Linked DNA regions of Mus musculus: all the other regions are linked to region 1. A link is a loop called in an ENCODE intact Hi-C map of the cell type or tissue named here. Cell type or tissue: heart. All regions are shown on one strand.

Region 1 (8,000 bases):
TAAACCCATTTTAATTACTCCATCTACCAGATGCTACAGGGCGCAGCCAGAGTTTCCTTTCCAGGTGATACTGGACAGTCACCTTAGAGCGCTTGCTCTGTGACAACTACTGTGTAGTGCTTACTATACAGATTATGTTTAGCACGATGCTAAACATTTACATATTTTATCTCACAACACTCTAATAGGGATTATTACCATTACCTTGAATGTAGCAGGCGATCCAAAGATATTTGCATCCTTTATTCATTTCTTTTCCTTTTCCTTTTCCTTTTCCTCCTCCTCCTCCTCCTTCTTCTCCTCTTTTCTCTTCCTTCCTTCCTTTCTCTCTCTCTCTCTCTCTCTCTCTCTCTCTCTCTCTCTCTCTCTCTCTCTCTCTCTCTCTTTCATTTTGATAGGGTCTCATTTTATAGCCCTGGCTGGCCTCACACTCACAGAAACCCTCCTGCTGGGTCTAAGGGCAGTGGTACCACAGCCACAGGTGTTTGCATCCTTATCCCAGGGGAGCGTGATTATGTCATGTTACTTGTTATATGACATAGGAAATATAAGGTTGCAAATAAATATAAGTTTAAGGTTGACCTTAAAATAGAAAATATAAGGTTGCAAATAGATGTAAGTTTGATATTTGGTTGACCTTAAAATGTGGAGATTATCCACAATGTCCCTATCTGGGTTCAACATGATCTCCAGGGTAAAGGAACTGGAGTAGAGGAGTCGGTGTCAGAGGGCTGAGACATGGGGAAGAGTTGTCTCCATTGCCGGCCACACACTGAGGAAATGTGAGCAGCCTCTAACTGATTGGGATTCACTCCAGGAGTTCTTAGAAGGAAATAGAGTGAGTACTGCAGATATCTCCATGTACTGCAGATATCTCCATGTTAGCTCAATAATGGCTGCGAGCCCCGATGGTGGCTAACATGGTGATGTCAAGAGAATCTTGAGTTACGGGGGATGACTCTTAATTATCCAGGTGACCCGATCCCAGCATAAGCACAAAGTTCCTTCCTTTAAAGACTCAGGAGGGTCAGAGTGGGAGAAGAAACGATAAAAACAGAGATCAGAACTCTGTACCACCCAGCCTTGCAATGGATCCAAGAGGCATTCTGGAAAGATAAATAGGTGGGTTGTCCTTGGAGGGAGTGAGTCCTGACCCTTTTCTTACACAGCAAAACCCACTTTGGTCCTCTAGTACCAGTTCTTGTAAGATACAAAGTAGTGCTACTTCAAGCCTATACATTTGTGTGCTTTCAATAGGCCACAGAAGACCAACTTACTTAGTTTAGAGCCAATGTAGACCTAGCTGGTGATGAAGATGAGATTTCCCAGAGCCCATTTCCTGGGTCACTGGGACACACTCCTGCATAGATGGAGGTTCCCATGACATGCATATCCACAAGTGCAAACCTCTCCTTAGTCAGCACCACTATGACACATCTGCGCCCCAATGAATACAAAGCCACTAGTGTATTTTATGTGATAGGTTTCACGTTGCTAGGTTGTTTCCAGTGTTTGTTTCAATGGTACAAAACGCAAGCGATGGACTTCTTTTTAAGTAATAGTGTTTTTTTTTTTTTAAAGAGACACTCATAGAATGAGAGAAGCTGGATAAAAAAAGAGTGTACTGTGAAAAATAGCCAAAGCATCCTCCAAAAAGATTGCAATGAAACGTAATTTAAAACAAAGACAACTAGAATTGGAATGAGTTGCTTCTGCTTCTACAACGCTCTTGGTATTAATCCATTTTCATATCTAAGATCCACACTCAACATAATTATGCTCTTGTCTTTAGCTATATTATCCCTTTCTTCTGTAGAATCGTAGTTAGAGAGGGGATTCAGAAATCACCTCAAGCGACCTTTTACCTTCAAGTTACAGGTAGAAGCCGAGAGGCTGGTGAGAGTGAACAGATTTACCTGGGCTCATCTAGTGGGAATGCCTGGAGGACCCACATGCCCCACTCAGGTTCAGAGCCTACCTCCATCAGCTGCAGGGGTCACCAAGGTAGCCCCTAGGCAGATGCTTATTCATCTGTTCTCCCCTTTGAAATTACGCGAGAAATCTGCTGTCTTTTTAAACAGAGGCATATTGGGGGACAGAAGGATAATACGAGGCCAGATAGCCAATACTAAAAGATAAACTCTATGCTTGTCCAAGCAAGCCTATTTTCTTTTGCTCAGTGTGAAATGCGGCAAACCTATGGCTGAGAATAATTCCAGATCGCCTAGTGTTTTACATAAGAGTTCTCACATGAATGGATAACAGGGCATCTGCGATTGTCACCTTTTGTTTTTCCTAACTTGGTTCTGGTACACCTCATGAGCTTGGCCTCTGATGTCCACAAACGCGTAGGCCAACCCCCTCCCTGTCCACGAAGCAAACAATGAAATAGGAAAACGCATTGCCATTCTCTGACTGACCTCAATCGCTGAGGGTGGACCCGGCGCGTTACATCAGCTGGCTGGCTCCATTACACTGCCCTGCGCTGTGCTTGAGCTACTGAAATATTGATTTTTTTTTTAACAGAGCGGCGCGCACACACACTGAAAAAAAAAGAAAAATCAATATTCCAGCTCACACAACAGAACCTGCGGCAGAGCCCGGACCAACTCTGAGGCCCAGAGAGCACCGCTGACAGACCTTGGCAGAGCAGGGGGGTGGGAGGCTCTAGGAGACAATGCCTGGTGGAGCCCCCCACCCCCACACCCGGAAGGGTCAGATAAACACGCAAGTGTGCAAGTGGAAAGATCCCTAAGGATAAACAGTTGGAAGGAGCAAGGATTTATCTTTCCATAGGGGGATGGGGGAGAAGGGACGAGTAAATTAAGAAGACAGGAGGGGAAGAAGTTTCCAGGTAAGAATCTTCCCATGAAAATGTACCTTTCATTTTCCGTATCATCCAGCCACACTTAAGATGGAAAAAAGAAATGATACAGACGTTTTATCACAAAGAAAAACCAGGCCTGTTCTGAGAAATATCTGTGTTTTAAAAGATGCAGCTCGGTGGCCAGAGGCTGTGGTTTTCACCATAACCTGGGCTCTACCTGTACATTGACATTGCTGTCTTCTCTTTGGGGAGGGTGGAGGGAAGGAAGCCATCTAGTCATGTGGCCTCTCATCAATCCCTTTCTTCTACAAAGCACGCCTTCCTTCATGCCCTCCTCCATGCGTGCTTGGGGAACCACTGACAGATCGTGGATATGGACAATTCTGAGCACCTTGAGTTATACCTCCTTCGGATGCAGGAGACCTTGACTCCAGGTTCCACGCTCCACCCCCCCCCCACGCCCTCCACCCCCGTGCCTAATGTCCAGCAGGGGTCAGGACAGACAGACCGACCTTTGGGTTTGTCCCTGTAGGCGGTACAAAAGAAATTGCTATTTTTGATACTTTCAGGTAGCTGTTGGCCTTTTCTTACTTACAGTGGGCAATGGGCAGCTAATTCAAAAGGATGGCTTTTTAACTTTGATGAATTCTTGATTTAGCTTTGTTCTAGAATTCTCTTACCGAGAATTCCTCTCTCAGTTCTTGTAACACTCAGCCCCGGGGGAGGAGCCAAAGTGTCCTCCTCAAGGTTTCCATTTCTCACTCTGCTTAGGTGGCAGCCTCGTCTTCCCCAACCCAGCAGAGACCCAGACCCGAACTGGGCTCTGGCCTGGCCTAGCGGAAGGGGCTGCGGGCAAAGCTGTGTTCAGCGTCTTGCACACGGGCAGGATGGAGACCACGTCTACCCAGCCTGCCCACAAAGGGCTGAACCCAGAGGCCGGGTGGAGCCGGACTAGGAGCCAGGTGACCACCTGGAGTGCCGCACCCCGCCCGGCTCAGGCTCCGCCCCCACCCCGCCCCTCTGCCTGCCGGCTCCGCCCCCTTCCTCCTGGGGCCCCTTCGTCGTTTATTTGCATAAGGAGGCGGTTCCCCGCCCCGCCCAGCGCGCACGTGACCCTGAGGAGGCGGAGGGAACCTGCTGACTTGACACGAGCCGTTTTGCGGCTCCCCTTGGCGCGGAATAGCAAGAGCAGCCGTGACCTCCGACCCCGCCCGCCGGCAGCCAATAAGAGCGCAGGTCGTCTCCAAACCCAAAATTTCCACGTCGGCAAAAGTCAAGATGGAAGGGAGCGGAGCGGAGCGCCCACTGGAAGCCTAGCTCAGCGGCCCGGGGCGCAGAGGGCCGGGCTGCGGCGTGCGGGGGGCCTTTGGGAGGGCGGCCAGGCCAGACAGGCCGATGCAACCCCCGGCCGCAGCTTCGGAGCTCTGGCCCCGCGTTCTGTCGGCCACGCGCACCAACCGGGCAGGATGGGGACTGCGCTCTGCGGACCTGTTGCACGCGCGCAACAGCTGCTTGCGCGCAGTGTGTGGGGAGGCGTGCGGGACCCCGCACGGTGGTCCGGGCTGGATGGGCTAGGGGCGCCGGGCCTGTGTCGTGGACTGCATGCAGATCGGCTGCGGAGGCGCTGCCTCAGCAGGCAGAGGGAAACCGGGAGAGTGGGTGGGTGGCACCGAGGGGCCAGGGCTGCGTGGACGCGGATTCCCAGACTGTGCGCGGGCAGCTGGATAACCGGAGTAGTGTGGTGAGAATGGCTGGGGGAAGGGGAGGCCGCGAAAAGCCTGGCTTTCCCGGGACGTCCCATCTGCGGGGAAACTGGCTTGTGTTCGCCGGCTTTGACTCCCTGCTCCAGGAATTCGTTCTCATGAGGTCCTCCCCGCCCTCACCAACTTTCCAGATGGAAAGGTAAAAAGTTACCGCAACTTAGATTGAGTGAATTAGCTTCTTGCCAAAGTTTAGTAACAGGACCGGAGGAGGTGGGGGCTGGACCGGCAATGGATTCTTGTGTAGAGTAGGTAGGAAGGAGGGGGCATTGTGTGATTCCACTGGTCCGTTTGCTGTGACATTGCCACCAGAGTCTCTTAGGACACCCTTTCTACTGGATTTTTACTCCTGCTGACTGTGGCAGTAATTTTCCATAATTAACTATCCGTACCACTATTGGTCTCATCCTGGACTAAATTGCTTCTAATGAGTTATTCTTCTTTGCCTTCACTGGGGGCGAGGCGGGATGGCAGGGAGCACACCTGCAGGACGAAACTTCCAGAGGAAGACAGCCAGTTTGGTCTTTTGAGACAAAGTTCTGAGACACTCCGACTCTGAGTATGATAGAAGTCAGTGCACTACAGAACTTTGTCTCTAGAGGCTGTGGTCGCCGCCTCCCCGCAAGGGCCCTGGACGCCAAGCTGGTGGCCCTGTTGGCCACGTCGTTGCACCTTTCCTTTGGGGGAAGGGCAGCCCAGAGGGGGCACAAGGGCTTTGTGAAGAACCTGAAAAACTCCTTTAAAGTCAATGGGTTAGATCACATAAAGTAACTACCCCCCCCCATTTTTCTTCTTACCCTGGTGGACTGATTGCATATTTTTCAAGGTTATTTTTAAAATACTAAAATAGTCTGGCTTCACTTATTGAGCAAGGAGAGAAGGACCACAAGTTTATTGATGAGTGTGTTGGTATGTTCAAACTGTACCCTAAGAGAAGGAAATGCACTTGTGCCAAAGCCACAGGTAATGTGCCTTTTACTCAAATGCCCTGTTAGATAAATGAACCTGCAAGGATTGGGTTTGGATTTAGTTTCAGTTCTGAGTTTGATTTAGGCCCATCTCATTTTCCTTTTTTCTTTTCTTTTTTTTTTTTTGGGGGGGGGGTTGTTAATGGAAAGGAAGTACCTTTTCTAAGAAGGCATTTTGACAGTCATTTATGAGGTCAGTGTTTATACTTTGGAGCTGTGAGATACTGTACAGAGAAACTGCTCTCCTGGACCCTAATGGAATGTGGGTTGTGGCTGGCAGTTGCAGTTAATAGTGCGCTCTACAGTGGGCAGTGACTGGCATTGAACTGTATCCTGCTCCCGGGTCATTGCCCTATTTTGATGTTTATGGGTGTGGCTGGAGAGCGAATAGAGTCAAGGGATTACAAAACCGTCATTAACAAAGGCGCTAACCTGACACATGTATGTCAAGCTGTGACACCTAGTGATGAGCAAAAAGGAATGAAGCCTTCTTTGTTGCTTAGGGACAGCTCAGTCCTGGCAACGTTTGTAGAATGCTTCAGAAGCCCCGAGGTCTCCTGGAGTGTGACTCTGGGAAGTCTTGATCTAAAAAATGAAAATCCACCGCCTTTACTTCTGAGCACATTCCTATTGGAGTAGAGATAATGGGGAAGGGCCAATGGGAAAGTATTGGAGGAAGGACTTGCCAGTTGGCGGCACCTGTCTGGACCCCTAGCCAGGCGCTCTTCTGAGATTGTTAGCTACACCCAGTCTCCTTTCTTCCCACCAGTGACTGTTGAGCTTCATTGCTTCAACTCTCTGCCCAAAAGGTAGCTTAATCTTATTTTTGCAGTTGAATAAAGTGATCCAAATTCGGGTTCTTTTTGTTTTCATTTAAGATATAAGGTAAGCTTCCTGGTGAGGAGGGTTTCTTTCCTGATTTTTGTGAATGAATGTGTTCACAAAATACTATGAAACTACTAATTCTCACAATAGGCAGAACCAACTTTGTATGAGAATGCAGTGGCCCTTTGAGCAGATAAGGTGAAGTATCTGGGAGAGTAGCCATCCATGCAAAGGATTAGGTCAGGACTCTACCTTCAAGAAAGAGCCAGGTTTGGAATCCCTCACTTGGGTTCACCTGGTTTGACCTCATTATAAAAATGATTTGGTGAAAACTCTTGCTTTGGCCATGAGCGGGTTAAAGGGCCAGCCAGGAAGGAAGGCTTTGTGGCTTATCCTAGTGGTGTGCATGCTGGGAGTAGGGTCGAGGAAAACCAGCAGGCTGGGTGTGCTCTGAAGCTGGCATACTCCCACTGACTTTAGATATTGAGCAACCAGAGCCTTGTTACCAACTGAGCATCAGGTGTTAGATGCCAGGGTACAGCTGTGAGCAAAATCGGCTGACATCCGGTTCATTCTGGAGTCCATTCTCATGTTAGCGGTTGGCAATGCCACCATCATCAGGAAGGGTGTTAAGCATGACTGGGAAGAGGGAACAGCCTTTGGGGAAGGCTATGTGTTATTTTAACCCAGCTTGCTGAACCAGAGGGTACTGTCACCAGCACCCCAATTTGCATGGCCCAGGGCCTTCTTCATTTCCAGTAAAATAACTGAAGATGCAGCTGAATTGTATGTCATGGACACCAGTTGCCTGTCAGTACTGAACAAGCGTTTTTATTCGCAAATGCAAAGGTTGGCAACTGTGGGCATGGTTCTGGAAGATACCCACAGAGTGAGGAATTAGAGCATTGTGCCACTGGACCTCAGGGTTTTTTGTTGATAAACTCCAGGATTTTGGGTAACCTTGAATTAAAAAAAAAAGTTCTAGAAGCTCCCTGTGTACTCAGATATTCCTTAAGGACTTTTAAACTTACTTTAATTACCTGTCTGTGGGTATATGCACATGATTATTAATGCCCTAGGAGGCCAGAAGCATGGGTTCCCCCTGGACCTGAAATTACAAGCAGTTGTAAATTTCCCAACATGGGTGACAGGAACTGAAAAGAGCAGTGTCTTAGTTAGGATTTCATTGTTGTGAAGAGACACCACAACCAAGGGACAACATTTAATTGGGACCAGCTTACAAGTTCAGAGGTTCAGTCCATTATCATCAAGGCAGGAGCATGGCAGTGTCCAGGCTGGCATGGTGCAGGAGCTGAGAGTTCTACATCTTCATCTGAAGGCTGCTAAGAGAAGACTGGCTTCCAGGCAGCTAGAACTAGGATCTTAAAGCCCCTACCCACAGTGACACACTTCTTCCAACAAGGCCACACCTACCCCAATGAGGCCACACCTTCAAATGATGCCACTCCCTGAGCCAAGTGTATTCAAACCACCACAAGCAGCATGTGCTTTTAGCCACTGAACCATCTCTCCAGCCTCTCAGAAACTCAGTCGTCGGGAGCATAGTGGATACTCTTGTCTTGGGATTTCCAGGAGCCACGGGTGTGTTACCATTAAGTC
Region 2 (8,000 bases), 91 kb before region 1:
CTGGAAACCGAACTCGGAGCCCCTGTAAGAGCAATGCACATTCTTAACCCCTGAGCCATTTCTGCAGTCTGCCAGCAGCGCTGCTAAGTCTTATGGAGCCACTGAGAGGACCAGATGGGACTAGAATGGTGGGAACAGCCAACTCCATTTCCTCTACTCTGACTGAGAGAGGATTTCATGGGATCTTCCAGTAACTCTTGACACCCTCAATTGAATAATTTCATTTATGTGGGGCGTTCATCATCTCCCCTACAATCCTGCCCTTTGCATTCCTTTCTTCTCATTATTAGAGGTTGTGGCTGTCTTTGTTCCCCTGGAACTCTTATGCTGTGTGCCCATAGTCCTTTCGAGGTGTTGATATCAGTGACTCCTCCCTTCCAGCAGACGCCAGCCACTTGCAACTCCATCAGTATAGTTTTGTTATAAGTTCACTTGGGTCAGAGCATGTTTGTTCCATGTTCACCATGACAACTGGCTCACTGAGGGAGCCATGGAGACGGACATCGCTGAGATGATAGGGAGAGCCCTATTTAGTCAGAACTTATACCGAGCCTAGGGGAAAGCCACTGGGGGTGGCAGAGGGGTTAGGACAAAGTGTAATGATTTCTATATTTGAAAACACATTAATGAAGCCTGGTGAGATGGCTCAGTGGATGGTGGCACTGCTCACGATTCCTGACAACTTGAGTTTGATATCTGGGCCCCACAGGGTGAAAGAATAGAAGAGAACTGATTCTTACAAGTGGTCCTTTGACCGCACATGTATGTTACACACACACACACACACACACACACACACACACACACACACACACACTGTAACAAAACTGATGAAACACCACAATAAAACTCATTCATTTGTATGTTAACTTAAAAAGCAATTAATAATAAAATGATAATAAGAATAAGAGTCAGCTTATACGGGGCCAAATTGGCAGTCGCCATCATCCTAAATCTATATCATTTTTTGGTTGCCTTAATTACCTCATCAATGACCCTCCTTGTACCAATTTTCTAGCCATTGAGTTTTGCTGTGTCTCTGGGTAGTGGTGCTTGAACTAGTGTGACCTACTCCTCTGAGTGTCTGAGACTTAGGGCAGTGTTGGTTATGGTATAAAATCAATCCCTGTACCAAAAAGGGCACATTTCCCTCCCTGACTGCTCATGAGAAGATGCTCTGGGCTTGTGGAGAAGTCCTCCTACCCTAGGAAGTGCACAGCCCAGTGGGCTAGGGAACTGTAAACATTTTCTCCACTGTGTCTCAGGATCCCTGGAGCTGCTTTTGCCCTCTTCCCACCTCCCTCAGTGGCAGGTGGTGCCAGGAGGTGGTTGTTTACCTCTGAGATGAAGGGCAAGGGGGGGGTGTGTCCTGAGGTGGCCACTGAAGCCCATCTGAGCTGATGGGTGAGAGAATGGTGGCCCTTTGTGCGCTGGGATCTGATTGGATGCATTCATCTCCTTGGGAGACAAATGAAATTAATCCTCTCTCCAGATGGCAGCAAAGTGACAGGAGCGCGGAGATTAAAAGAGATTGTGAGGTTATATGGGTGACAGCAGCCATCAATCGGGTTATGAAACCCAGCACCACGCTCCCTACAAAGGTAAATGGCCCGTCTCAGCTTTGCAAGCCTGATAGGTTCAGGTCCTGAGGAAAAACCTTTCCCTGTGACTTGCCTCCTATCTGACTCCTTTAAATTTCAAATGTCCACTTTTAAGGCTACTTTTTAACCACCCGTTACAGGCAGCTTTTAGATCGAATCTTTGTGATACTGTCATTTTTTCTCTTTGTTTATGTAAATAAAGACCCTGCAGCTACTAGGTTCCTGGAGAAGTTGAGTCTGGCTTTGACACATCCAGGCCAGTTCCCCAGGGCTCTTTCTTACCACCAGCATCAGTGTTTTAGGAGGGAAGAGAAAGGAACAGGATGATCGGCCCACAGGGTAGCTATTCTGCAGTCACACTGTCACAAGGGCGAGCACTGGAGCTGCGTGGCCCTTCAGAGTTGGCCTTTTTGGGGGGAAAGCAGTAGGTCTTATTAGCCACTTATTGCTGTGGGCTGCCCCCCAGGAAGGAGACATGGCCTAGGGCAAGGTGACCTCCCCCAGGCAGGAAGTAGGGGCCAGACAGCCTACGATTTTTCCTGGAGGTGAGTCCTGAATGGGAGATCTGGGTGGCACAACACAGCATCCATGACAGACACAACACAGCATCCATGACAGACACAACACAGCATCCATGACAGACACTTAGCTGAGGCTCTGGGGATAAGCCATGCTTTCGATCTGTCCCCAGACTCCACCAGGACATCAGGAAGCGGTGACTTCTCCGTCTCCTTCATAAATAGTATTTTGTTCTTCCCAACACTTTTGGTTTTTTCCTTTATCCTTTTCGGTATAGGGGATCGAATCCAGGGCCTTCCACAGTACTTCCACAGGTACTGTGCTACTGGATCATGCTTACTGATCTTCTTTTAGCCGTTTCTCTCATGGTTCTCTGAGTTGTCACCATCCTTCAGAGATAGCACCCATGGGAGGGACTTCCCAGTCTATCTGCAAATCCTTTCTCTGTGAATATGTCCCCATCTGAAGCACTTTGTCCCCATTTTGAAGCATTCCTACTCTGAATTTTTTTTTTTAAAAGATGTACTTATTGCTTTTGTAGAGGACGCAGGTTCAATTTTCAGCATCCATATGGAGTCTCACCATCCCAAACCATCCATTCATTCTGTTCCAGGGGATGCTATACTTCTTCTGACTTCTGCCAGCACCAGACATGCATGCAGTGCACATACATATATGCTGGCAAAATAGTTGTCACATAAATGAACTAAATCTAGAGTTTTTGGAAGATTTATTTTTTATATTTAATTACATGTATGAGGGGGTCTGTGCCTACGACTACAGTGACTCTGGAGGTCAACAGAGGGCCTCGGACCCTCTGGAGCTAGAGTTCTAGTTGGTTGAACTGCCCATGGGTGCTGGAACCTGAACTCAGGCCCTCTGAAAGAGCCGCAGGCAATCTTAACTGTTGAGCCAGCTTTCTATTCCCTCTTGAGAGTTTAATTTGAAGTGAGTCTACCTCATTTCCTCAGGTTGTCTAAAATCTCTCTGAGGGCGGAGGGCCTATAACTCTTCTTTGAATGAATTGTTAGAACCGTCACATCAGTAAGTCCTAATGGGCTCTCAGATTGGGCATTGGCAGTTTCTGTTCCCTGTGGCACAACATCGCCTTTTACAAGGCAAAGATTTTAGTCAGTTTTCTGTTCAAGGCTGCTCCCGAATTCCCGTGAAAAATCAAAACTGTATCACTGGAGGTTCTAACTCCCTCCTTGGCACTCAGCACACTCCCCATCCCTTCTGCTTTTGGGCTCTCATACTGGCCCCGCCCCTTGCCCACAAACCACGCCCACAGATTCTCCTCCGCCTTCCAACTCAGGCAGCCCTCTCTTATTCTTCTCTGCTTCTTTTCTCAGCGCTCCTCACGGGTTCCACCTGTGCTTGACATTCTATTTTAATTATCTGTTTGTTTCCCCGTTTGCAGTGAAGATCCCCGTAAGTCAAAGACCTTGTCCGTCTTCATTGTTTAGCATACTACCTTCAGCGCTAGAACACTACACACTGCCTGGCACAGAGCAAGCCCTAAACACTGTCTGGTGGTGTCTGCATCTTGGGCTAGGGAAGTGGGAAGTCTCAAGACGACTACCATCCCGCCCTCCAGGCTTGTTCCTCCTCCGGCCAGCAGGGGGCTCTTTCAATTCAGAAGAGCAGCTTAGTGGTTCACCTGAAATTCTGCCTCATACAATCAGACCCCCCTCCCCCACTTTCTCCTAATTTGACTGTGCCAACTCAGGCAAATATTGAACTTTGTGTTAAAAAGCACGTTTTACTTTTTATAGGTAGTCCTCCAAGGACTTTTTGATTTTGGTTGTGGAGGGGTGTAAGGTTTGCTGTTAGAACCTCCACTTTTTTTTTTTTTCCCATTCACCCAACAAAATCAGCTACAGAAGTAAAACATGGGTGGAACAACCACGCAGTGGCGGGGAAGCTTCATGTCAACGCTTAAGTCCAGCAAATGAAGCAGCTGACTGAATGAGGCCAGTCGGCAATAACGTGTATTTAGCCACTGGGAAGGGAGTTGCTCCCACCCCCTCCCTCCCCCCTTTCCAACAACAATAATCTGGCAATATTACATTGCTATATATAACTTCTTTTGGAAAATATACACTTCCCTTAAAATAGGGTGGTTTTAAAGTTTGTATCAATTTAGAAATTGTAAAGTCCCCACTGGAAGAAATTGCTAGTGCGTTTGAATGGACTTATTGTCTGTTGGCCCTTTCCTTTAGGGTAGAGTCTGGCAGGAGCGCCAGCTTCCCTGCCAAGACAAAAAGAGCTATATCTACCGCTTATGCTCACTCGGTCAACACAAAGCAACCTCAGTTTGGCAACCCTCAGCGGTTGTTGGGAAGGCCCAGGTATCGTCGTTAAGCCATTAATACGGTGTATGTGCTGTTACACACGTCTATTTCTGTATAAATGCTTCTTCATTCTGTACCCAGGAAAATCTGCCTCCCTGGTCAGGCAGCCGTTTCCTGGAAAAACCACAGTAGCCTTCTGTGAGTGAACTGTAGTGAATGCATTCTCACAGAGAATGAGGCAGAGGAGCAGGGTGTGGAAGGCTGCTTGTCGGGCCTGAGAGCGTTGCTCTGTACAGTGGAGCTAGCCAGGTACTGTCAGGGTGCCTAAAAACACAGTCATTGAAATCTTATAAACTGTTCTGAATTGTAAACCAGCCAATCCAGATTTGTTTGTTTATTTCTGATAAAAAGGACTAACTCTAGGGAGGAGAAAATGAACCTGGTGGTTTGAGTGAACTGAAGCAGGCCACCGCCAACGGCAGGCACTGATGAAGAGGACTCTTTGGACAGGAGGGCTTCATAACCGCTGTGGCAGACAGACGGTATGCACAGTCAGTGACCAATACCCGTGAGCAATGTTTTCAGAGATCCTTGTTAGGTAGGACACGCCAGTAACAAAAATCTCGGAGAACTTAGGACACCACACGGGGGACACTGCACATTCAAGAGAGGCTTGCGACATTCCAGAACACACTACAAATTACCATGACCTCCATTCATCTCCATCTGGAAGTAGCCGCCACCAAAAAACCCCCATTTTCAAAAATAAAATGGGCTGAAGTTTGGGTATATCTGATCTCTAGGTAGAACACCACAAGCTATCTCAAGGTGTTTATATGCTGCGGCTCTCCTGAGCACAAAGTCAGTGGTCTGTCAGTGTACTTGAGAAAAAAAAAATTAAATGGTCTGGGAAGGTGGCTCAGTGGATGCTGGAGGATTTAACTATCCCCAGTATCCCTGTAGAAGCTGCTAGTGGTGGTAACTCTAAAACTGGGGAGGAACAGACAGGTGGCTCTGTGGGGTTTGCTGACCTAGTCGAGCTGAATCAGTGAGCTCTGGGTTCTGAGAGTGACCCTGTCTCAAAATAAGGCAGAGCGAGAAGGAGGAAGAAAGAGTCCACCTCTGGCTTCCACATGCACACACACGTGTACACATGTGTATATGTACACATGCACAGTATTAAATCACAGGCCACTCATTTCCTAAAGTGTCTACTGAGCACCTACTGTGGGTAAGGCACAGATTTGAATACTTGAGTTACTCAAGAGAACGAGGCGACGTGACATCTATGTATGCTGCTGCCATATAATAGATACTGGGGTGGGTGTCTGCAGTGAGGGCATGTGACATGTCGAGGGCACTCAGAGGAATGTGAGAAGACTACAGAACCATTTCTGGTGTGTGTGTGTGTGTGTGTGTGTGTGTGTGTGTGTGTGTATGTGTGGCTCCTGTGTGACAAGCAGAACTTGAGGACCCGGAGACAGCTGCTGGCCTGGGGCTGAATACATGAGAAGCCAGTTTAACTCCACACATCATCTTCCCCACACATAATGCCATGTCTGTCAAGTCTTCCGGGATATTTCTCTAGATTAGCGTATCTGTTAGTACAGAGGTCATTTCTTCTGGTGGAAATGAGTGAAGAAACAGTGTGCATTTTCTGCCGTGGGGGGTACTTCTTACACACGTGGCAGTTGTCACTCAGACTTATATGGACCCTTTTATAGACGTGGCACAGCCCTGATCCAAGGACAGAGAGCTCCAGGGACTTCTTGATTCTGTACTGCTAACTCTTGTGATGATTCTCCTGTGTGGTGAGGGAAACTGAGGACTGAATACTGTCCCCCTGCCCTTTCAGCTGTTGGAGAAAATGCTGACGCATCTTGACGAAGGAGAAAAAGCGGCTTAAGTAAGAACAATGAGCAGTGTTAGTTTGCAATACTCTGGAACTCAAAAGCCTTGAGTTCCCTGGTATCCTACACAGATCCGGCTTCTGGGAATGAAACTTCTGAATACCAAGTTCCTAAGAGGCTGTTAATGTTCCTGTGAGATACAAGCTCCCATGGGTACAACCAGGTCTAGAGTGGATCCACAGTGCCACCCTGAATCCTATTTTACATAAAATGTCAAGGAAGTAAGACAGGGCATATTGAGTCCACGCCAGGAATAGATGACTACCTCATAGTTACAAACAAGCTTGTCTCAGACTTGGAGGTAAAACGGTAGGCAGACAGTCTTGAAGATGCAGGCACACAGACAGGAGCATTGGCAACAGAACAGGGCTTGACTCCCACGGGATACTTTATGAATTTTCTGATGCCAAGGATGACTTTATAGATGGCTTAGTACTCCTGTTCAGCTGCTGCCTAAGGCCCCGCGGTGACAAACCAAACTGTTGTTAATCTTTGCCACTGGTCCCTGGACCGTGTGGTTTTGGATACCATTTCGCGGTACAGAATCTCATCAATCAGAAAACAAGAACACTCAACTTTGCTGGATCCTTTATCTGTTTCCAAACAGCTGCCTCCTGCATGCCTTTGCTGTTGTTTTCAAGGTTGCCCACCCCTTCCTTCTTCATCAGTTGTGTAGCAGTGAGCTGCTCACACCTCATTGTTCCCTAAATCTCCTATGCACAGTCCCAGACTTACCTGGGACACATGACTTTATACATCTCTTTGCTAAAGTTCCCTGCAACAGCGATTTGCATTCCTGGTGCCTTTCCTTTGGGATGGGTTCGAACCATCCATTCCACATTCTCTGGCTGGTGAAAGCCACAGAAAGAAACGCGTCCATAGCCTGTCTTTCCTTAAGCTCAACTAACAGTGGAGTTAGGATCTTAGAAAGAATCATGAAATGTTCTTCCAAAAAAATAACATCCAGGCTTCAGTTCATTTTCTGTGAGAGAATTAGATGCCACTTTTGCTGAAGGGCATAAAATCCACATCTTCTTCTTCTCCTCTAAAGGATCTATTGCTCTTAAAGCTGTCTAGGTCTTGGATGGAAGGCATTCCTGCAGGGCTCAGTTCCAATAGTTTCTTTCCCCAGCTATTAGCACCAGTTGGTTTCTCCTTTCTTTAAACCTATTTATCATTTGTGTAAATATAGTATTGGGGGAGCTTCCTGGATTAGATCATTTCTCGGCCTCTCAGTGCCCTTGGCGTTAATAGCACTTTTCTGCCAAGGCTTAGTGAGACATTAACACAATGGCTTTTGCCATTCTGATTCTGCTCAGAGGTCTGTAGTGTCCCTTAACTGCTGTTGAGACGAGATATAATTGTTTTTCTTGGCTTTGTTCCAGTAAAACACCATCTTCTTTCTCTTTGGGGGTGACCAGATTTTCTTTGTTCTGAATGGCAAATTGTCATTCACAAACACTTACTTTTGCCTCATCTGTTGCAAGGCTGACTGGACTAGGTTCTAGGGCTACCAAGCAAGTCATGGGCCCATTGTCTTCCCATCCAGCTCAGAGGATGTCTCCCTGAGAAATAGATCCTTTAGAGGAGAAGAAGAAGATGTGGATTTTATGCCCTTCAGCAAAAGTGGCATCTAATTCTCTCACAGAAAATGAACTGAAGCCTGGCTGTTATTT
Region 3 (8,000 bases), 63 kb before region 1:
GTGTATGACCGTGTCTGGGTTCGGAATGTGAATTTCACCAAAACGCCTCTCTGATGCTTTCTAGCACCTATTCAGCAGTCTGTATCACTGTCTAGCATGGCCTTTTGGATGCACACCCCTCTTCATGGAGATCTGGAAAGCTCTTTTCTTATAATCCTTGTCTTAATGTTAATGCAAGATCAGTGATATCGGAGAGATCTATGGAGTAAAGGAAGGGAATGGGGCGCAGAGGTCCCGTGGCCTTTCTGGGCCATCTCTATCCAGAACATCAGCCAGTACTCCGGCACAGAAACTTCCTGACCTTCATTCAGAAGTTTTTAATCAGTGTTCTCTACATAAGTAAGATTAATCAAATCATGGGCCACTGGTGCCTGAACTCAGTCTCCAGCCTGGTTCCCCTTCTGGAAGTTAGGAGTTGGCTGAACATTTCATTTCTTCAGGGACATGGTTGGCCAGCCCTTCCCTTAAAACAAGGGCCCATGTTCTCATTCTCTTTGTACTGCTATGACAAAACGCTGCAGACTTGATCATTTATAAGGATGGAGATTTCTTTCTTGTAGTTCTGGAGACTGCAAAGTCCAAGGTCAGGATTGTTGCCGATGCAGTGCACATGAGCCTTCACTCAGCTTCCAGGAGCCCCTTGCTGTTGTGGCTTCTGGGTGGGACCAGCCCTGTGTCTTTTTGCAGGAAACAAAAGAATCTGGCTCATTCCTTCAAGTCCCTTTGCCTGGTTGCTAATTTTACTCCAGAGCATTCCACTTAGTCAGGATGGCTCTGCCTCTTAATAAGGACACAGTGAGTTTTAGATTCTAACATACGAGTTTTGGAGGGACACATATATTCAAACCATTCACCTTCTAAGAGCCATCTTGCTAGCTAGTGTACCTTGTAACGTGATGTCTACGTGTGTGTGTGTGTGTGTGTGTGTGTGTTATGTGCAGTCATTCATGCATGTACACATGTATGGGTATAGGTCACAGGCTGTTGTTTGTCTTCTGGAGTCATTCTGCAACTTAATTTTTGAGACAGGGTGTCTCACTGAACCCAGAGTCTTCAGTTGGTTAGACTGGCTGCAAGCTTTGGGGGGATCCTTCTGTTTCTGTTACCAGTCCTTCATTTTATGTTAGTGTTTGGATCTGAACCCAGGTCCTCAAGTTTCTATAGCAAACACTTTACTGATTGAGCCATGTCCCCAGTACTCGGCCATAAAGTGTTCTTTATGTAGCATACAAAGATGCTCCTGGGGCTGAAGAGATGGCTTGGTTGTTAAGGGCACATGGTGCTCTTCCTGAAGATTTGAGTTGTTTCAAGTACCCATATCAGGCTCACTGTGCTCACAAATCACACACACACACACACACACACACACACACACACACACAACTTAAAAGCTACAAAAAAACAGCAGGGAAGAAGCCCTTATTACCTAGGAGGCTCCAAGAGTTTTAGTTTTCCTGTTCTGGAACCAAGACAAAAACTGAATGTACTTTTACTCCACTCGAACCCCCAGCTGATTCTGGGGCCTGTGGCCACAGACTGAGAGCTACCATGTGAGAGGATGCTGATAATGCCTGAAAATTCCAGGAAATAGCACCACTGTGGAGAGCAAAATTTCTGTTTGCAATGTAGACTGTTCTCGGGACTGTGCTATGATGTCTTTCCTTCCAGTAAGATCCTTCCAGGACAGCAGTAGTATACCTCTCTGTTCCCACTGAGCCCCTCTTCTTGTTACTCTATTGCGTGGTGCTCATTTGTAGAATTCTCTTTAGCTCTTGGCATGTTTGTGATGCTTCTTAATTCTTACGTGCATCTCTCTGGCTCATTCCTCCAGATGCCTGCAAATCCTGCTGAACAGTTCTTTAATGGACTTTGATGCAAAATTTAACATCCTTAGAGCATATGCTGAAATGAAACTCTCAATAAATATTTAATGGAAAAACGTGAAGGCATAGATGCTGGTCGAATACAGATGCAAAGTGCAAATGGCCTGTGTGCAATTTGGACTTAATTTCTCACCAATCACCTGTGTGAATCCAACACTAAGGCTAAATTCCTCAACATGAGCTAGAGAGTTTGGAATGAATGTCCAAGCAGAAAAATCTCTGCCCTGGAATGACCACAATTAACTATTGGTAGCCAACCTTTGTAAGGAGGGAATGAAGTCCTGGGTCAGTATGCATTATTTCACATGGACATGACCCATGTCAAGGACCCCAGTGCCTCAGACCCACGGGAATGAGAAAACCGAGCTTGGGTGAAGATCAGAGGGAGGGCAAAGCCCTCCTCAGGGCCCAGCTGTAAATGCTAACTGTGTGTGCAGAAAATGTCCACTAAGGCTTTCTCCCTATGGAAGTTTAGAACCTGAAGAGATTGCTCCTCCAAAGGCTGCTCCTACGGAGATTAGCCACCCACCTCCATGTTTACTTTCGTGTAATAATCCCACCTCCTGGTTCAGCTGTATGCAATAACTCTGCTTCCCAGTCCAATTGTATATACTATACACTCTAGGGTGCCCTGGCTTCTCCGACAGAGAGCCCAGCCATGCAATCTCAGCCTTCTGTGTCTGTCCTTTGTTCATTCCCCTTTGCCTTGAGTTAGCGTTCCAGAAACCAAGCCATGCAAGGACAGGGCAACCTTTGGAGACAATGTGGCAGGCGTGATACAGTGACGTGAGTGGTCAGCTTGGAGCCAGAGGGTCAGGACTCCTAGCCACAGTCTGCAGAAACAGAGGGACTGGAGAGTAAGCAGCCTGCTGATGTTGTCATCCACTGCTCCTCTGTCCACAGAGCCGCCTGAGAGAACGGAGTGTGCTGGATACTGTACTGTGTAATCCATGCATTATCTCATGTGGCTGGCCCAGCACTCTAGACTGCATAGTCATCTTCCCAATATATACATTTAAAGATGAAGAAAAGTCTCCCCTCTGTACTCTCCTTTGCAACCACACCCTTTGGTCTTTAGGTCTTCTTCCCAGGGTTCCCGACTTCTGAAGGCATTTATGATTTATGGCCTCTGCAATCTCAGGGGTGCACAAATGGGAAAGCAACCCAAATGTAATTTCGGAGACGGAAGAGTGGTGAGAGATATTGAATTCACCCGATTCCCCTCCTTGGGTGTGGCTGGGGCTCTTCCAGATGTCCCCTGTCACCACTCTAGGCCTCTTTACTTTGGCTTGCAGCATGCCTGGGGCATGCTGGGAGATCCATAGTGTTTGTAGAGACCGCTGACTCTGAAGTGGCCACTCAGACACTAATAACAGAAGCAGGGAGCTGGGGAGATGGCTCCTCGGGTAAAGAGCTTCCTGGGCAAGCTCGGGGACCTGAGATCTGATCCCCGACATCCACTTAAGAAGCAGTGTGTGGTGACGCATGTCTGCAATCCCTGGGCTGGGAAGGCAGAAGGAGGAGGGTTTAGGGGCTTGAGCTCTAGTTAGTCTACCCCAACGGTGAGCTCCAGTTTCCCTGAGAGACCCCATCTCGAAAAGTAAAACTGAAGGTGATTTAAGACACCTGAGACACACACACACACACACACACACACACACACACACACACACACACACGCACAGCAGGATCATTCATGGTCTCTGTCTTGTGTCTGTGTGAACCTGACACTCTCTCTCCATGGGGATCCTGAGATTTCCATTTCTACATCTGACTAACCAATGGGAGCTGGGAGCAGTAACTGCAAACACAGAACAGCCAAAACAAACAGCAAGCAAGCAAGCAAGCAACAAGCAAGCAAGCAAGCAAACAAACAAACAAACCTATGTGTACTGGGAGTAGGAAGGGAAGGGAGCCGGGCAGAAAATATCCCTGCATTTGTTAGAAGGAACTTAGTGCCTTCTTCCGGAGCTGATGTAAATTCTGCTGTTCACAGCACAAAGGCATTTCTTTCCACTTCTTGCTTGCTGTAAGCAAGGTTAGAGACCAGAGCTGAAAATGCCTTAGTGTTAAACTACTGCCTGACACAATGAAACAAAGGCAGTGTTTAGCTCTCCCTTTTCAACATAGGAGCATCTGTTGCTATGTTAAAAAAAAACAAATGCTGTGGGAAGCCTAGTCCCAAGGGGACAGTTTGGATAGTGGGCTCCGCTCCTCCCGCCCCCAGAACAAGACCAGCCAACAACAACAGGAGCCTGACAGCTGGAATCCATTCTGGATGTCTACACTGAGCATTCACCCGTGATTAGATTTGTTTCCACAATGGTCCCAAACTCATAACATGCACTTAAAATCAAGACCCCCTTCCCAATCCCCTTAAATAAAACCTAGTCTGTGAGTCATTACTCTTTATCCAGTTCAAACTTGGTGGCTTGAAGAAGCAACCACTAAGTGCAACATGAGCCCAGCAGTGAAGTCTCCGAGGCGGGCTCACACACCACAGCCTCTGATAAACATCGAGAAGTGGGCGTTGGGATGGGAGGTTCTTGAGGAAGAGCTCTAATTGTGTAAATGTTCATACTCTTTGGCCCTGGATGTAATCAAGTGATCTTTGTGCCTTCCAGATTTTTTTTTCTTTTTTGTTAATCAAGGTGATGTGGATGATTTTTTTAACTTACATTTTAAAAACTTACATTTCATTGATTTATTGTGTGTGGTGGAGGAGGGCTCATGCACACATGTGTGCACGCGTGGAGGTCAGAGAACAACATGTGGGTGTTGGCTTTTTCCTCCCACCACGTGGGGTCTGGGGCTCAGACTCAGGTCACCCAACAGGCTTGACGGTCATTTCCCATACCCACTGAGCCATCTCACCAACTCCAGGTTAAATTTGACATAAAGTCACAGTAAGAATGATTTTGCTTTCCCAGGGCCACTCAGGTCACATTCAGGAGAGGGGACATATGGGACAAGGAGTAAGAACACCTCCACAGGGAAGGTGGATGGAGCGGTGGATGGTAAGGTCTTTCAGGTTTAGAAGAGCAGGTTCCTGCACAGAACTGAGTTTTGCCCCAGGCTTGTCCTGCTGCTGAGAAATCAGAGATCCCGTCTCTGCACAGACACGGGGGAAATAGAAACTGTACATTTGCTCCGGGGCTTTTCCTCAACTCTCCGAGCCTGGATAAACACAGAACTGCATTTCTTGGACTCAGACCCATCTGGAGTAAGGAAGCGTCCTGCTGCATTGGCTAGACATCAACCAGCGGCCACAGGCGAACGAGCAAAAAGAATGGCCTCTTATCCACGGTGGGAAAGAAATGGTGTGCAGGATTCGAGGTCACTCCACAGTGCTGGGAACACGCCAGTCAATCCGGGCGAAAGCCTCTCCTGCTTTTCCTGTCATACTACCTCTGTAGGCCAAATGTCACCGTTTAGAACCAGCCTGAAATCTTACTTGAAAGCCAAGAAGACAGATGCTAAGTGGATCCTTGTGTTTTGCCAAATCCAGATTGCTTCACAGCTTGTCCTTGTGATGTTCCCACCACTGACTGGACTCCTCTGGGGCTTTCAGTGAAGCGAGGAGAGTCACCGGATCATCATGGTTGTTAGGGCAAGAAAAGGCAGAAAAGGTAGGAGACTGACGGAAACATCGAGACTTCACGGCTGACAGATCATAGGTAGGTCTCATCAAAGGAGAAGTTTAAGTCCAAATCACATAGCCCAGTGGGACCACCACTTTGGTGGGCTCCCATGTGTGGAGCCTGCTCTGCACCATGGCATCGGTATCCTCACAGTCCAGGCTGGCACTGTTGCAGGGGGGCAGAGCACACGGGCTGCTAGAGGATCCCTGCATACTTTATCTACTATAATGTTGTTAGTTGCAAGTTGCATCAACAACCCTGCGGCCCCAGACACTGCTCAGGGAGCACCAATGCAGCCGCGAGTGTGGCCTAATCACTCATTTGGTGCCAGGCTCTGTGCTGTTTGAGGAACCCTGAACTTTTCCCAGCAGCTTACAAAGTTGGATCTTACACACAAGTACACCAAGGCGAGTTGAGGAGAGGCTGCCTGCCCCGCGTCTGAGACCATACTGACTCCAGGCCTCATACACTAAGTATGAAGAGGTGTCTCCTGTCCTTGGCAATGTGTACAGACTGCAAGGTGGTGTCCTCAGTTCCCCTATGCTGGGCATTTCTGTTCCTTGGCACCATTGAAGGGGCTACACAGATCTAGGGCTACCCCAGGATCAGACTACTCAATGGGTCTTCAGGAGCTACACCCCCTGTGAAGGACAGACTTTTGAAGCCACTGGACTGGAAATTCAGGAGGTGGGGTCCAGGCATGGATAGATTGTTTCTAAATAGCTGTCAAATAGCAGATCCCCCATTCCGCTGCTCAAGAGCATAAACTGGAAGTGGGGGTCACTGGCCAGTCTTGGCACGAGTCACAGAATGTCCTCTGGAATTCTTGTGAATAAGGCCAAGGGCTCGAAGGCTGCAGTGTTGGGCTTATGAAGGCAGAGGAAGAGCTTTCTGAGCTATGGGAGTCACAGTCTCCTCAACAGCTCGCCGCACCTGAGCAGAGAGCAAGGGCAGAGAGGCCGAGAGAGGCTGGGCTCACAGAGGCCCGGGAACATTCCTCTATTCTTTTTCTCTAAAGCTCCAACGTGAGGGGGGCTCCAGGCTTTCCAACCTCGGAAGAGCAATGTTACTAACAAACTCTGAGTAATTTAAGCCTGAGAAGCCAGTGGACGCAGGAGGAGTCAGTGGACATGAGGACGGGAGAGGGCTCGCACTCACACACTCCATATCCTCACTTGTTCTGGACCCTTGTGTTGAAGAGTGAGTGGATAAAATAATGGATTTCATTATGACATTTTCATCCCTTTGCACTGTCCTTAGCTCGTCTTAGCCTTCTCATTTCTATTTCCCCCTTAAGCTTTCAGAAGGTCTTTCCTTTAGTCGACAAAGCACAAAAGAATCAAGTTTTTAAATGAGTATTACAATTCATAACTAAAACACTAGCGGAGAACATTTCCACAGGACTCAGAAAACGCAAAGCAGCGTTTGCGATGATGCCCATGACAAAAGTATAGCAGAAACACAAATATCATCCGCGTGGCTTAGCAGAAAGTATACCTTAGATATTAAGCCCGAGTGACTCCTTAAAAGCAGAAACTGGGCTTTTCCAGTTCCTATCAGTGTGGAGATAGAGACACTTTGTGGGTACCAAGGCAGCTCAGTAGAGGGAAAGACTCACCTGGGAAAGAACTGGATCTAGCCCAACTCCTGTGGAAAGTTCTAGAGTACTATAAAGACAAAGTTACTTATACAGACATCAGCAGGTTAGGGACCGGAGTTTCAATAAGGCAGGTGTTGCTGCAGTATAGTCTTCGTGGTGGGGTCCTCTTCTTTGCAACTGGAGCCATCAGCTGGTCTTCCGAGTAACGACTCATCATGAAGAATTAGCTCTGGTTGACTCTGACTCCATCATCTATTCTTTAGGTCTGAAATACCTTTGAGCAGGCAGGACACTGATGGGAGCTGGCTTTAGGCACCACTGTCTCTCTTCTGCATCAGCACAGTAGCTTTGCTGCATCGTGTACAGTTTCTTGTTGTGCAGTGCTGGGAATCGAACCCAGCTTACTAGGTAAGTGCTCCTCCACCGAGCTCCAGAAAGCTCTGCTTTTCAGCTGCACCTGGCTTGTTTCCTTTTCTAAGTCTGCTCATCTCACTGACTACCAGGGTTGGCTGCTCTGTTCCCATCTTGATATCACCTCCTTTTTCCTTCCCTCCCCTGCCCCCAGACACTGTTCACTCTCTAGCAAGTTGCTCATTTGTCAGCTCTTGCTGCAGTATAACCTGGGTGTTCTTCCTCCTGTGGTGGAAAGCTCTGCCTGAATGAATAATCAGTTTCCAGATCAGAGGCTCGGGGGTGGGGGGTGGAGGTGAGGTGAGACAGGGCACAGAGTCTGATGCTCTAGTGTTGTTCCTGGGTATCCTTTACCTCTCGAGGGTCAGACTGAGGCTTCTTGATGCAGACATCCTATATCTCCTCCCTGTCCCGTGGCTGAGAGCTGTGTGGTATAAGCAACCCGGAGATTTTGACTCTGTACTT

Evidence for each region. Peaks named below come from ENCODE experiments on the same cell type or tissue, not always from the same donor. Only the 100,000 strongest peaks of a DNase experiment are listed, where the experiment ranks them.
Region 2: a loop joins it to region 1, with 9 times the contacts of the local background. A loop is called at or near these places in 10 of 42 quality-filtered maps.
Region 3: it touches region 1 in a loop (2.0-fold over the local background); 4 of 42 quality-filtered maps call a loop at or near these places.

What each region holds. Positions count from the first base shown.
Region 1 is chr6:51,267,009-51,275,008 of GRCm38, reverse strand. It overlaps Gm38821, which reads left to right. Exons shown (of 4, transcript XM_011241556.1): 2 at 3,599-3,802; 3 at 4,057-4,729. Mir148a (microRNA 148a) reads left to right here and starts at 5,099; the gene lies at 5,099-5,197. In heart, a CTCF peak has its summit at 4,245; a DNase peak (open chromatin) is centred at 3,978; H3K4me3 peaks cover 2,346 bases; H3K27ac peaks cover 1,926 bases; H3K27me3 peaks cover 403 bases.
Region 2 is chr6:51,358,457-51,366,456 of GRCm38, reverse strand. No RefSeq gene overlaps it. Among named protein-coding and RNA genes, the nearest start is that of Gm6559, 17 kb to the left of the region's middle. In heart, a CTCF peak has its summit at 3,729 (motif pointing right); DNase peaks (open chromatin) are centred at 3,386 and 3,726; H3K4me3 peaks cover 618 bases; H3K27ac peaks cover 422 bases.
Region 3 is chr6:51,330,279-51,338,278 of GRCm38, reverse strand. No RefSeq gene overlaps it. Among named protein-coding and RNA genes, the nearest start is that of Gm32479, 25 kb to the right of the region's middle. In heart, no CTCF peak of the experiment used is centred here; DNase peaks (open chromatin) are centred at 2,718, 4,138 and 5,278; H3K27ac peaks cover 3,126 bases.